Linked DNA regions of Homo sapiens: all the other regions are linked to region 3. Evidence: chromatin contacts called from ENCODE Hi-C or POLR2A ChIA-PET data. All regions are on one chromosome and are shown on one strand. Each heading gives the region's core, a stretch centred on a gene start or an enhancer-like site at or near the end of the contact. The rest is flanking DNA. Distances are from core to core; before and after follow the strand shown. Region 1 holds the start of LINC01359 (long intergenic non-protein coding RNA 1359). Region 2 has its middle 16 kb from the start of MIR3671. Region 3 holds the start of RAVER2 (ribonucleoprotein, PTB binding 2).

The links. Hi-C counts contacts between places; a loop is a spot of excess contacts on that map. ChIA-PET counts read pairs that join two places held with the same protein, here RNA polymerase II (POLR2A). Pooled maps may share reads with other maps.
Region 1: a map of mammary epithelial cell shows a loop between it and region 3 (2.5-fold over the local background). The contact joins the promoter of LINC01359 here to the promoter of RAVER2 in region 3. A Hi-C loop is called at or near these places in 1 of 168 maps with a recorded cell type or tissue (mammary epithelial cell) and 9 of 50 pooled maps. POLR2A ChIA-PET finds 5 or more read pairs at or near these places in 3 of 52 experiments (CD8-positive, alpha-beta memory T cell, HEK293T and activated CD8-positive, alpha-beta memory T cell).
Region 2: a map of naive thymus-derived CD4-positive, alpha-beta T cell shows a loop between it and region 3 (14-fold over the local background). The contact joins the enhancer-like site here to the promoter of RAVER2 in region 3. A Hi-C loop is called at or near these places in 3 of 168 maps with a recorded cell type or tissue (K562 and naive thymus-derived CD4-positive, alpha-beta T cell), 9 of 37 single-sample maps with no recorded cell type and 10 of 50 pooled maps. POLR2A ChIA-PET finds 5 or more read pairs at or near these places in 1 of 52 experiments (CD8-positive, alpha-beta memory T cell).

Annotation. Positions count from the first base shown.
Region 1 is chr1:64,999,518-65,003,734 of GRCh38, reverse strand. It overlaps LINC01359 (long intergenic non-protein coding RNA 1359), which reads left to right and starts at 1,259. Exons shown (of 7, transcript NR_119383.1): 1 at 1,259-1,406. It also overlaps a transcript of JAK1 not described here. RefSeq lists a silencer at 894-1,033 and an enhancer at 1,164-1,243.
Region 2 is chr1:65,039,334-65,043,927 of GRCh38, reverse strand. It overlaps a transcript of JAK1 not described here. Among named protein-coding and RNA genes, the nearest start is that of MIR3671, 16 kb to the left of the region's middle. Within about 2 kb of position 2,332, at least 9 of the 41 ENCODE cell types and tissues checked have a DNase peak (open chromatin) inside an H3K27ac peak, as active enhancers do.
Region 3 is chr1:64,742,787-64,747,562 of GRCh38, reverse strand. It overlaps RAVER2 (ribonucleoprotein, PTB binding 2), which reads right to left and starts at 2,488. Exons shown (of 12, transcript NM_001366165.2): 1 at 2,142-2,488. The coding sequence starts at 2,390. RefSeq lists silencers at 2,515-2,714, 2,735-2,834.

The DNA of each region.
Region 1 (4,217 bases), core at 10-2,509, 260 kb before region 3:
TAAAGAGGGGAAAACGCACCCATCTCATAACAAGAATTTGGAGTCAAAACGAGACAGATTCCATTCCTGCCTTCCACATTAATTAGCTAGGTGACTTTGGGCAAATCACTTAACCTCTAGGTTTTCTCATCAGCAGAATGAAAGCGTTGGCCTATAGACACCCATTTAAATCCCTCCTCCAAATACTCATTCGTTCGATATTTTCTCAGTGTCTACTAAGCACAATCATTGTTAATAAACACTATGATTCTTGGAGAGCTCCAAATCGTGTCTCTGCTTTTAAGCATCATTCCCCTTCCTCCTTTAAAACCAGCGCCTGACTTCTCCCCCAAACAAATCGAAACACTTTTACCGTCTGAAAATGTACATGGGAAAAGAAACGCGTTTCATTGCAGTCACCCGGCGCCAACCTAGACCTGGCGGGCCAGCGAGCTCGTGAGATTTTCTTTCTTTCTAAAGGACAATCTCCACATTTTAAAGGGCAACCCAGTTACCCGAAGAAATACAACTTAAAGGGCGCCTGGAGCCAGGCCGGGACACCCACCCACGCTTTTCTAGGCTGAGGAAACCTGGGAAACTTTTGGGCTCCCGCCGAGTCACGCGGCTGTTCCACGGTAAGAATTGTGCAATGGGGCGAGTCAGGCGGGCGTCCTAGTAGGGAAGAAGCGGGGGAGGCTGCTGCGGTGCCAATGCTTTTCTTAAAAAAAAAAAAAAAAAAAAAGCTAGGTTGTCTCACGCCGTGCGAGGCGCGACGGCGCGGCCGGACAGCCCGGTTCCCGCTGGCCCCAAGCCCGGGCCAAGAAAGCATCGCTTCCCCGCCGGGACCTGGAAGGAGCAGCGCGTGCGTGCGTCCCCTCCCGGGGGCAGAGACTGCCCGCCCGCCACAGCGCTTTCCTGGGACTCTGCGAGGGGCCGGGGTGCGAGCGGGAACTGCGGCAGGCGCAGACTGGCCACATCGATCGTGGCGGGGAAGTCCGGGCTCGCGCTTTCGGTAAGAGCGCCCGGGCTTCCAACTGCGCGGTGCCCCCGCCTCCGCCGCCGCCGGCCAGGCTCGCACTTTCGGATGGTGACGCATCCAGCTGGCTCCGCGGAAGCCTGCGCTGAAACCTGGAGCCCTCCGGGGTGGCCTACTCCTCAGCGCTGCGTTACTGAGCGCTCCCTGGGTGCAGGCTTGGTGATCCAAGTTTGGTCACAGTCATCACTTATGTCACTATCCTTGTGATGTACATACTATAATTAGCGTCACTTAGAAGTGAGGAAACAGGCTCCAAAAGCTTGTTACTTGCTTGTAGTCAAACAGAAGGCAGAGCTGCGAATCAAATCCAGGTTTGTCTCGACATGCCACTAGCTCATACTTCCCTTGGATCAGCCACTAAATGGCTTTCACTCCAGTGAGCAGCGACCAGGTAACACATAGGACGGGTGCGTGGCGGTACCGAGCCCACTGCCCAGGGGCAGCGGGGGCGCTTGCTTCTGGCTGGGGCTCACTCATTTGCCCAAATGGGCTGTAAAATATATACATACACACCCATATATGTGCATATATACACATACGTATATACACACAAACATACGTATATACGTGTGTGTGTTTGTGTATACATACATATTGGACAGCATACCGCAGACTCTGAGCCTCAGTTTTCAATCTTGTATTGGGATCAGGGCACCTATTGTAAGGAGTAGTTGGAAGATGAAATAAGATAGTTTTAACATAGATGCCAGCATCTCGGGGACGCCTGATATATGCCATTTTGCTCTTTTTGCAGCACTCCTGGGGACATCAGGGCACTCACGCTCCTTAACACTGGACAGGAGACCTGCGCAGTCATTCTAGGTCAACACCCTCTCTGACAGACTAGGAATTTAATCCACTCAACGGGAAAATCACTTACCTGCATCACCATCTAGTTACTGACAGACACCAAGCTAGGGTTCCTGCTACCCCTCAAACACACATACCACACACTCACACTCAAACACTTGCTGCCCCTCAAACACACATACCACACGCACACACACTTGCTGCCTTTCAGGCACACATACCCCCCCCCCCACACACACACTTTCTACCTCTCAAACACACATACAACACACACATTTGCTGCCTCTCAAACACACATATCACGCACACAAACACACTTGCTACCTCTTAGACATACAACACACACACTACCACACACACACGCACACATGCACCCCCTCTTTTCCTCCTGGAAGATTCAGACCAGCTCTGGGGCCTGAACGTGACTTCCTCCGAGCGTTGGCAGTGGCGTGGGTGGGGACCTCCGGGAAGGCGAGCAGAGGAAATCAGTCACTGCACTCGCCGCCAGCCAGCGCACAGGGAGAGGGGGACCCAGCCCAGAGGTCCCGCCCCCAGCTCCGCAGGAGGCCTCTGCTGGCGGAGGCTGGGCCCCTTTTGGTAACAAGGGGAATCACTGCAGCCCAGTGAAAGATAAACGCGTGGGTCGGGCTGTGGAATGTCCAAAATTATGAAGATTAAGGAAACAGGCTTTAGGATTCACTTGAAAAGTGAAATCGGCGAATGAAAGTTTTCTAACATGATGAGATCTTGGAAATTGTCCACTCCATTTTTGGGAGGGGTTTAATAATCACTGCCCAACTAGAGCAGCTGTTTTTCCCCTTCCAACGCCCCATTTTGTGAATTGATGCTGAAATAACTGGCCAGGTCTTTCCTTTGGGCACCCTGGAATGTTGGGAATATGAATGGCCTCTTAGTAGAGTTGGAGCTCCAAAGGAAAGGACCCTTTAGAAACAAAAACTTCCATGGCGCCACCGCACTCCAGCCTGGGCCACAGAGTGAGACCCCATCTCAAAAACAAAACAAAACAAAAATCCAACCGCCCCCCCACCAAAAAAAAAACCCTCCTTTTTAAAAATCACAAAAATAATTATTATTCATTGCAGAAAAATCAGATTTTTTCCAGAATCAGAAAATAAATGGAAATCCCACCACCCAGAAAACCACTGTTAACAATCTGATGTATAGCATTATATGTAATCACATCGAACACAATGCTTTGTCACCTTTTTCCTTTGAATCAAATATCATGGAAAAATATTTTCCATACGTGTTTTTAAATCACTACTTCGTATTCCATTGTACATTTATTTAACCAAAGCCCTATTGAATAACTTAAAAATTGTGTCCGGAAGTATTGCTATTTAAACAGGACTGGAGTGTGCAGCTTTGTAGTTATTTTTTTTTTTTTTAAGAGATGGGGTCTCTCTCACCCAAGCTGTAGTGCAGTGGCACAATCATGGCTCACTGCAGCCTTGACCTCCTGGACTCAGGTGATCCTCCCACCTCAGCCTCCCAAGTATCTGGGATTACAGGCAGGACTCATCTTGCCAGGCTGTAACTATACCTGAACACATTCTCAATTATTTGCATGGGTAGATTTTCTGGAAGTGGTATTGCTGGGTTCAGGAATAAGGATTGCCCTACAATGATCTTTTAAGACTTACGATGGCCAAGGCGGGCGGATCATGAGGTCAGAAGATCAAGACCATCCTGCCCAACATGGTAAAACCCGTCTCTACTAAAAATACAAAATTAGCTGGGCATGGTGACACATGCCTGTAATCCCAGCTACTCGGGAGGCTGAGGGAGGAGAATCGCTTGAACCAGGGAGTCAGAGGTTGCAGTGACCCAAGATCGTGCCACTGCACTCCAGCCTGTTGACAGAGTGAGACTCCATCTTAAAAAAAAAAAAAAAACTTATGATTCTCTCCCCCAACCCCCAGTATTTTCCCAGACTTTCTATAATGTTTATTTACCAAAAATTGCTTGAGTGCCCATCACATGCCAGACATGCCAGAATATAGAGATGGATACATTATAGCACAGACCTGAAAAAAATACACTGTAGTTCAAGGTGCCGTAGATACTGTTAGAGAAAGCTTTGGGCAGCCAGGTGCCCACCCAGTTTGGGGAGGATCCTGAAGAACCAGTAGACTTTTTTTTTTTTTTTTTTTAAAGAGAGGGTCTCACTCTGTTGCCCAGGCTGGAGTGCAATGGTGTGATCATGGCTCACTGCAGCCTTGACCTCCCTGGCTTAAGTGATCCTCCTGCTTCAGCCTCCCAAGAAGCTGGGACCACAGGCATGTGCCACCACACCCAGTTAATTTTTTCTATTGTAGAGATGGAGTCTCCCTATGTTGCCCAGGCTGGTCTCGAGCTCCTGGGCTCAAGC
Region 2 (4,594 bases), core at 1,083-3,582, 300 kb before region 3:
CAACATGGTGAAACCCTATCTTTATTAAAAATACAAAAATTAGCCAGGTGTGGTGGTGGGCCCCTGTAATCCCAGCTACTTGGGAGGCTGAGGCAGGAGAATTGTTGACTCCAGGAGGCGGAGGTTGCAGTGAGCTGCGATTGTGCCACTGCACTCCAGCCTGGGCAACAGAGGGAGACTCCATCTAAACAAACAAACAAGCAAAAAAAAAAAAAAAAAAAAAAAAATTAGCCAGGTGTGGTGGTGCATGCCTGTAGTCCCAGCTACTCAGGAGGCTGAGGTGGGAGAATCACTTGAGTCTGGGAGGCAGAGGTTGCAGTGAGCCAAGATTATGCCACTCCAGTCCAGCCTGGGCAACAGAGCAAGACTTTGTCTCAAAAACAAAAAACAAAAACAAACTATATATATATATAATCATATGCTATGTAACATTTTGGAATTGGCTTTTTTTCAATGTAGAATAACTCCCTGGAGATTCATCCAAATTGTGGTATAGGTTTTTGTTTTTATTATCTGAAGTCTATACATTTAAAAAAGTTTTTCTATTGAGTTTGTTTTATTATTAATGAAAATCTGTAACCAAGGTTATTGAAAGTAGGTGCCACTTCCTAGCTAGGAGACCTTGTGGATTACTTCATATCTCTGAGACTCCATCTCCTCACCTTTAGAATAGGCATAAAAATTAGGACTTTATATTATATTCCCCTTATTAATGGAGGCTAATTACAAAGATGCAATACCATGTCTTCTTTAGTCACAGAGTAACTCCAAGTCCTCATATTTCTGCGATTGGGATAAACAGCAGGTCTCATGCACTGTTTTGAGTGAAAAACATTAGATTCCATGATCTACTTTTTCTGAGACCACCTGTCATTCATATTGTCCTGCAGAAAGGATCTGATTGGGTTGGTTTGTCATTTCCAACATAGAGAACCTGTAATGGGCCCACACCAAACTCCTTGAAAGGTGTTTTCCTCTCTGTGGTTCTCTTGCAGAAGCACTAGGAGAATCTTTACACTTCTCTCTCTGGCCATCAGTCAGAACAAACTGAAGCCGGAGCTTGCCTTGGAGGTGATGCCCATGCGATAGAGGTGTTCTGGCTGAGGCTGATGACCACCTAGCAGATAGGGACTAAAAGCAGAAAAGCAGAGAGTTGAACTCATCCTCAGTTTAGTTCTCTGTAGACCAAGAACAGAAGTTATTTTATCAAACATAGTAAAAAATGAAAAGTCCCCGTTGAGTCAGTGCTCTCAGAAGAGGACTCTGGATTTGACAGGTACCTAGTACTTACTGGACCCGCATCAAAGACAGCTATTCCATAAGGTTGTTATAAGGAGAAAATTCAGTGGCCAGGACAACCTTCGGCCAACTCTAAAGCCCTATATGAAACACCAGTTATTTCACCAAGTCACCTGATGTAACATGAATTCAGTCTTCTCTATGCTTTTTGTGTATGAGCAACTGTAAAAAGAAATTTCTGGGGTGTGTTTGTGTGTGTGTGTGTGTGTGTGTGTGTGTGTTAAATAAGAGTGCCTGGTTTTTCATAACTAAGACTAAGAAAATGAAAAGTATATACAGTTGTCCTTCAGTATCTGAGGGAGATTGGTTCAGGATTCCCTCAGGTAGCAAAATCTATGGAAGCTGAAGTTCCTGATAATAAACGGGATAATATTTGCATTTACCCCATGCACATCCTCTCGTATACTTTCAATCATCTCTAGACTGCCTCTAATACCTAATACAATGTAAATGCTATGTAAATAGTTGTTATACTGTACTGCTTTAAAATTCGTTATTTTTTATTCTTATAGTGTTTTCTGTTTTGAGGGTTTTTTTGTTTTGTTTTTCTTTTCCAGATTTTTTTGTTTTGTTTTGTTTTGTTTTGAGACAGAGTTTTGCTCTTCTTGCCCAGGCTGGAGTGCAGTGGTGAGATCTCTGCTCACTGCAACCTCCGCCTCCTGGATTCAAGTGATTCTCCTGCCTCAGCCTCCCAAGTAGTAGCTGCGATTATAGGCATCTGCCAACATGCCTGGCTAATTTTTTGTATTTTTGCTAGAGACGGGGTTTTACCATGTTGGCCAGGCTGGTCTAGAACTCCTGAACTCAGGTGATCCACCCACCTTGGCCTCCCAAAGTGCTGGGATTACAGGCGTGAGCCACCGTGCCCAGCCCAGATATTTTTGATCCATGGCTGGTTGAATCTTCAGATGGGAGGACCAACTGTATGTATATATAGTATAAGTATTTGCTTGTGTTTCTGAAAGGAGACAGTAGAGTTCAGTACAGAGCTGGAAACTAGCGCCCCATGGTTCCTGTGAAATGTCTGTGTACAGGAACATACAGAATCAGATGATCGCTTCTGTGTTTGCTATGATAAGGGTTACACAGAGGCCATCAGGTAGGAGACGACACAGAGAGCACAGGTTGGAGCACAGGTGGGTCGCTAGGCATATCCAGGGTCCTGGGCTGATACAGTATCTAAAACAGAAAACATCCAGTGCTTACGGGGTACTGGCTCTTTCCTCAGACTCCACATTTGAGATGCAGAGGAACTAAAACTCCATCTTTGTGTATGTAGCAAGTTTTCCCCTTTCAGCTTTGAAAATGAAAGTTTGTTTTAGGTCAGGTTCAGCCTGGGGAAATGAGAAAATCACCCACTGGGATGAGCCCTTCCCCCTTCAACACTGTAAATAGCTTTTTCCACTTGGCGCGGTCTCCTCGCCACGGTAATAAGGAGCTCTTGCTGGCTGCTCCGACCCGTGCGACAGCCAGGCCTTCAGGAGGTCTGGTGTCCCTGCACTTTGTGGTCTCTGAGCAGTCCAGCTCTGCCTGCCATCAGTTTGGGCACTTGACATTTCAGGAAATCCTGAGCCCAGATTGCAGGCCCTCTTTTTCCGTGATGATACCCACTACATTGAAATGATGGATCTGTGATAGCAACAGGAGCGATGATATACATCTTTGTATATCCCTGCCCTCCCCAGACCCCAAGTCCTATATAAAAACTTCACTTCCTGGGCTTCCTTTACCCCACCCCAATATTTGCCATGTTTTCTTGTGTTTCATGATTTTTCTGTCAGCTCCTCTGAAATGTGAGGTCCTTCAAAGCAGGACTATGTTTTTTTTCGTGGTATCCCTTGCCCCTCGCAAAATGCCTAGGACATAATAGGTGTTCTATAAATGTTTGTTGAATGAATACAGAAAAACCAGAGCGCCACTATGGGTAGGTGAGTGGGATGGGGAAGGCCCTGAAATCCAGAGCACAGGGGGACCTGGGCATGTGTGTGTATGTGAGGGCTGAGTAGGGAGATTGTTGTGGACAGAATAATGGTCCGTAGAATAAAGGTCCACATTCTGATCCCTGGAACCTGAGAACACGTTATGTTAAATGCCAGAGGGAATTCTGGTTGCAGATGGAATGAAGGTTGCTCATCCCGATTGTAAGGTCGAGAGATTACTATGGATTACCCAGGTGGGTCAGGGTAATCACAGGGTTCTTACAAGTGGGAAGCAGGAGAGTCGGAGAAGATGTGATGACAGAAGCACAGGCTGGAGTGAAGTGGCCTCGAGCCACAGAAGGCAGGTGGCCTCTAGACGATAGAAAGGTCAAGGAACAGATTCTTTCCAGAGCCTCCAGAAGGAAAGCATCTGTGCTAGCACCTTGATGTTAGCCCTTTGAGGCCCAATTTCAGACTTCTTTTTTTTTTTTTTGGAGACAGGGTCTTGCTCTAGTTGCCCAGGCTGGAGTGTGGTGGGGCAATCTTGGCTCACTACAACCTCCACCTCCTAATTTCAAGGGATTCTCCTGCCTCAGCCTCCCGAGTAGCTGGGATTATAGGTGCCCACCACCATGTCTGGCTAATTTTTATATTTTTTGTAGAGACAGGGTTTTGCCATGTTGGCCAGGCTGGTCTTGAACTCCTGACCTCAGGTGATCCACCCGCTGCAGCCTCCCAAAGTGCTGGGATTACAGGTGTAAGCCACTGTGCCTCTTCGCATTTCAGACTTTTGACCTTAAAAACAACTTGTGTTGTTTTTAAGACACTAAGTTTGTGGTAGTTTCTTACAGCAGCTATTGGAAACTAATACAGAGGCTAAGCCTAGGGGAATGGGGGGAATCCTCAGGAAGGAACCAAATAGAACACATAACCCTGGAAAAGGCAATGGCTGTGTCGGAGAAGCTCAGTCAGCATCCAAAAATACCTTTCCTGCTGAATCACCCTAGATCAAAAGTCATTGACAGTAAGATCACCACTGGTACGCAGCTCAATGTGTGTTGCCTTTAGTGTCCCCAAATAGTGTGAATACCTCTAATAATTTGAGAGAAGCCATAGTAGAATATAGTGTAAAAGAGTCAGTCAAACCTGGGTTTGAGTTTCTTTCTGCCACCTATTGACTGTAGTAGCTTACAAATGATGTAACCTCTCGAAGCCACAGTTTACTTATCTGTAAACTGAAGATAAATCTGTTTCTTAACTAGAAAGATGGTGGTGAGGACTAAATAACACATATAATGTATTTAACATAATGCCTGCCATATAGGAAACATTGGATAAGCATTATCTATTACTAAAAACATACATACTAGGAACTT
Region 3 (4,776 bases), core at 1,239-3,738:
TCCAGCCTGGATGACAGAGCGAGACTCTGTCTCAGAAAAAAAAAAAAAGAAAGAAAGAAATGAATGAATAAACACAGTCTCTTCTGGAAAAGAACAAGAACTTAGTATTTCAAAAATATCTGATTACTTAATAATTGAACAAAAGCCATATTAACCATTTCATAAGGGTAAATATGTAGTTTTAGCACAGGTGATTTTATGTAGGCCTTACTAGCAAAAAGACACAAAATAAAATAAAGTGAAACTTTCATCAGTAAGTTGACAGTAAAATATAGTCACTAAGAAAAAGCAGACATTATAATTAAGGGAAATTGTTAAAACAAAAAATACAAAAAAATTCATGCAGAACATATGAAAATATTAGTTTAAGTAGATGAAATCTCAAAAATACAAATCCCAGTGTAATTCTGAGAAAGCTTCTATCACTAATTAAAACTGCTCCTTTTATTAGACCCTTTGATATATTTTTCATGTCTATTGCGAAGGGAAATGAGAAAGATACCAACAGCAAAGCAAGAATAGACAGAACGTCTTCAATTTGGGGTCTAAATATATTTAGAATTAATGCAAGGAATTGTGATAACAAAAACAGCTGACATTCTACAAAGACATTGAGATACTTCTCTATTTCTCTCCTCCTAGACTGTCTATACAAAGAGCTGCTATTTTTTAAATTTGTTTTTTTAAAAAATGCCATCTGCTTCTTCCAAGCCTCCTCCTTCCTGAGCTCCCTTACAGTCCTCTATTTGTATGGGCAGGGGAGGCTGCTTCCAAGAAATCAGTCCATTGCAGGTGTCCTTAACAGGTAGTATCACAAAACATTACCTGACAGATGGGAAGTGGACCATGGCGGAATGGAAAGAGTTGAAAGACAGATGAGATAAACAATACTGACAGACACTGCATTTTGAAACAAAATAGCCCCCCATGCCTACGGGTTATAAGGTTATATGTTCATATTTATTGTGAATGGCTATGTAAGGTCTCATTACATAGTAATGGGGCATTGGTCTCATTATTTTATAAGTCACATGGAAGAACTGCCATGCAATTGTCAATAGCCAGCCCTCTTGCAATTTCATGCATCCGGTTACAGGAGGAACTACAAATCCGCAACTACCAGGACAGCCCACCACACTCGGAGCAGTATATAAATTCAGGTTATATGTGAAACATGTGTGAACATCCAGACAGCTAAGAAATCCTGAAGAATCAAAGAAATGATTTCAAGCTTTTGATAAAACAAAAATATATATGCATAGGAAAAGAGAAAAGAACAACATCCCAGGATAACAATGGTTATCTTCAGGTATCAGAAATATGGGTAATTTCTGTGTCCCCTTTGTGCTTCTCTGTCTTTCCTAGCTCTCCTACAATGAGCATGCAGCTTTTGAAATCAGGGGAAAAAAAAAGTTAAATAGATGCAGAGTTTCTAATCTTAAAAGCAACAGTTAATCTGGATTAAATACACAGAGTAGCTATCTTTAAACCTCATCCAAGTCACTGAGAACAAACCCTCCAGTACTGTACTTGGCGTAGCAGGAGGCGGCTGCAAGGCTCCAAGGAGCGCAGCAATAACTCTATTCTGGGGCCTTAGCAAACTGAGAAGACAGAGTTGTTTCATAGAAACTTGGGCAAGTGCTTCTGCAACAACAGCGAAACTCACTCCCAGCTCTCTCGTGCCCCTGCCCCCTATGGCACTCCCGAGCACCGGGGACTATACGTTGGAGCCCTCGCCCCTGCCAAGGTGCTCCCGAAGCTTCGGCCCCCTCTACCCCCGCTCCCCCCCGCAAAATGTGTGCTCCACAACTCACCTCCACTCTCCTTCACCTCCTACTCCTCTACGGCCGTAGGGGAAGGAAAGACCGGGCCGAACTTGGAGGCAGCAGCCCCTGATTCCCGTGACCTTGGAGAAGCCGCTTCGCCACTCAGAGCCTCAGTTTCCCAATCTGCCCCCCTCCCTGGCAGGGCGTCTGCAGGCTAGAAACCCCAAGAACTCAGTCAAACCGAGGGGCCGCTCTCACCACTCGGCGCCGACCCACTCCCCAGGACCGCTCTGAGGCGCCCCCGATCCCAGCCTGGACACGGAGCGCCGCCCCGCCGCCCCTCGGGACGCGTCGCCCCTATCACCGTCCCAGTACCTGGCAGTTGCTGTCCTGGGGCAGGTTTTTCACCAGGATTTTCCTGCGGTTGCTCAGCTCCCGCTGCATCCGCTGCAGTCGCGCGGCGACCTCCTCAGGGTGCAGCGCGGCGGGCATCGGGTCCGGGGCGCCCTCGTGCGCTTCGGCTGAGGGGCCCTGCCCGCGCAGCCCCGGCCCCGGCCCCAGCCCCGCCGCGCTGCCCAGGCCCGCGCCCCCCTCGCCGCCGCCGTCTCCCGCCGCCGCCGCCATCTTCCCGGGCGCCCAGCGGCTGCGGACTCCTCGGAGGCTCCAGGGGAAGCGGAGAGAGAAAGCGGGAGGAGGCCCGGGCGAGGGCGAGGCGGGCAGAGGCCGCAGAGTGGGCCCAACCGCGGGGAAGGGGGGCGGTGGGAGGAGGGAGTAGAGAGAGGCGGCGCCGCAGCCAGCAGCCTGCTGGCGGGGAGAGGAAACCTGAGGCGCCGAGGAGGAGCCCGAGAACCACCTCGCGGGAACCTCCCCCGCCGGCCCCCGGCCCCGGCGCACAGGCGCGCCCGCGCCCGCCTCTCGCGGGTCCGCAGGCGGGGCCGGGCGCCGCCACCCGGACACCTGTGAGGGCGCGGACGCGCAGGCGGGCTCCCCCTCTCTGCGAGGCCTTCGCGAACGCCCAGGGTCGTTCTCTGGGGGATGCGGCCCCTTCGCGGTGGCTTCGCCGGGAGACTCAGCCCCAGGCGCCTGTCCCCGGCTGGCCCCCCATGTGACGCCGCAGCTCTCCCCCGGCTCCCCTCGAAACTCCCGCGCTGGGGCGGCCCGGGGGCTGCGGGCGCGAACTCGGTCTTCCCACACCCGAGATGGGGCTGGAGGGGTGGCAGGAGGGCGCCTCCTGCAGCCCGGCTGGCTCCCGATGGTAACCCTTCTGTTGGTTCAAGAAGAGCATATTTGGCAAAGTTTGAGTTTACAATGAGATTTTCTGGGGAGTAAAAAGAGGGACATTGTGGGAGAAATGTTATGTATTTGGTAAAACCTGATCGTAATGTATTTTGCTAGCTGTGTATGAGAAAGCCTGTGCCCTTCACCTGTCCCTCTGTCCCTGTCATGCAGTTCCTAAAATGTAAAACCTGGGTAGTTGGGTCTGCAACATGGAAAGTGATGCTGAAACAAAGACTAGAATGGAAAAGGAGCTGTGGCAGAGGGGCTGGAGAATACGCTGCTTGGAACATTATTTTAATTGAAACTTGGAGGGAGAGTTACAGTGTAGAACTATACTTAGTCAAACGGATGTCATCAGATCAAACAATCCAGCAGCCTTTGGCACTAGCCCAGGTGACCATCAGCGAAGGGGACCATGCATCTTAATTGTGTAGCATGCAAGTACACTAGCAAAAAAAAAAAAAAAAAAAAAAAAAAGACTTTAACACTAATTAAAAGAAAAACAAAATGTTTTAAAGATTTTTTAAAAATACTACAAATTCAGTCCTTACCATGTGCTCCCCCCAACCACGCATTTCTAAATGCTTTACATATACATATTTATTTACTCTTCATGATCATTCAATTACGTAGGTTTTGTTTTCCTCACTTTACACGTGAGGAAATGGGATCTGTTCTGATTGATTCCAAAGCCCAGTGTTCTGAATAACATAAAATAATTCACCCGTAATCCGTCCACCCAAAAATAATGGCTGCTAATACTTGTATCATTAAAATGATATTCGGCAATACACCCTTCTATACCACCACTATTCCTGGTAACCAAAGGATAGAAACAACCCAAATGTCCATTTATTGATGAACAGATAGGCAAAGCGTGGGATATATATATGCTAAGAAATATTTTTAGCCATAAAAAGGAATTAAGGACCCCTACAAGGTGGACGAACCTCCAAAGCATTAAATGAAAGAAGCCAGAGACAAAAGGTCATATATTGTATGATTCCATGCGTATAAAATATCAGAATAGGTAGATTCATAGAGCGGAACACAGATTGGTGTTTACCAAGGGCTGGAGGAGAAGGTAATGGGTGCAAACATCCTTATGGAATGATGAAAATCTAGTTTTGGAACTAGACAGAGGGGGCAGTAGCCCAATAATATGAATGTACTAAATAGTCACTGAACTATTCACTTTTAAAATATTAATTTTATTACGTGACTATTACTGCATAAAAATGTTTTTGAATGATATTCTGTAGTTTACAGCTCTGTTTTCTGCTTTTTACAGTATGTCTGCTGAATCCCTTTCTATGCCAATGTATTTGAATACCATGGTTTTTATGGCTGCATATTATTCTGTTGAATTAGAAAATTCACTTATTTCCTAGCATTAGTATTTCCTATTATTTTTATCTATTGTAAACAGCACTGAGTTTAACCCTCTATACATATTTGAAGATCATTACTTTTCCACAGAGTGAAGAACTAGAAGCAAAATTTCTGCATCTAGAGTAAGCATATTTAAGGATTTTTTGTATGTATTTACAAACTTACCTCAGTTTTCCCTATCACAAGCATTGTATAAGAGCACTTATTTCTCTGCTTGCATCCATGATATTCTAGTATTAATGTATCATTTTGCTTTTAAATTGTATTCCTTTGATTTTAAAAGGTATACATTTTAAACTCCAATAAGGCCCTATTTTGTAGAGCTGAGAGACTTTGAAAA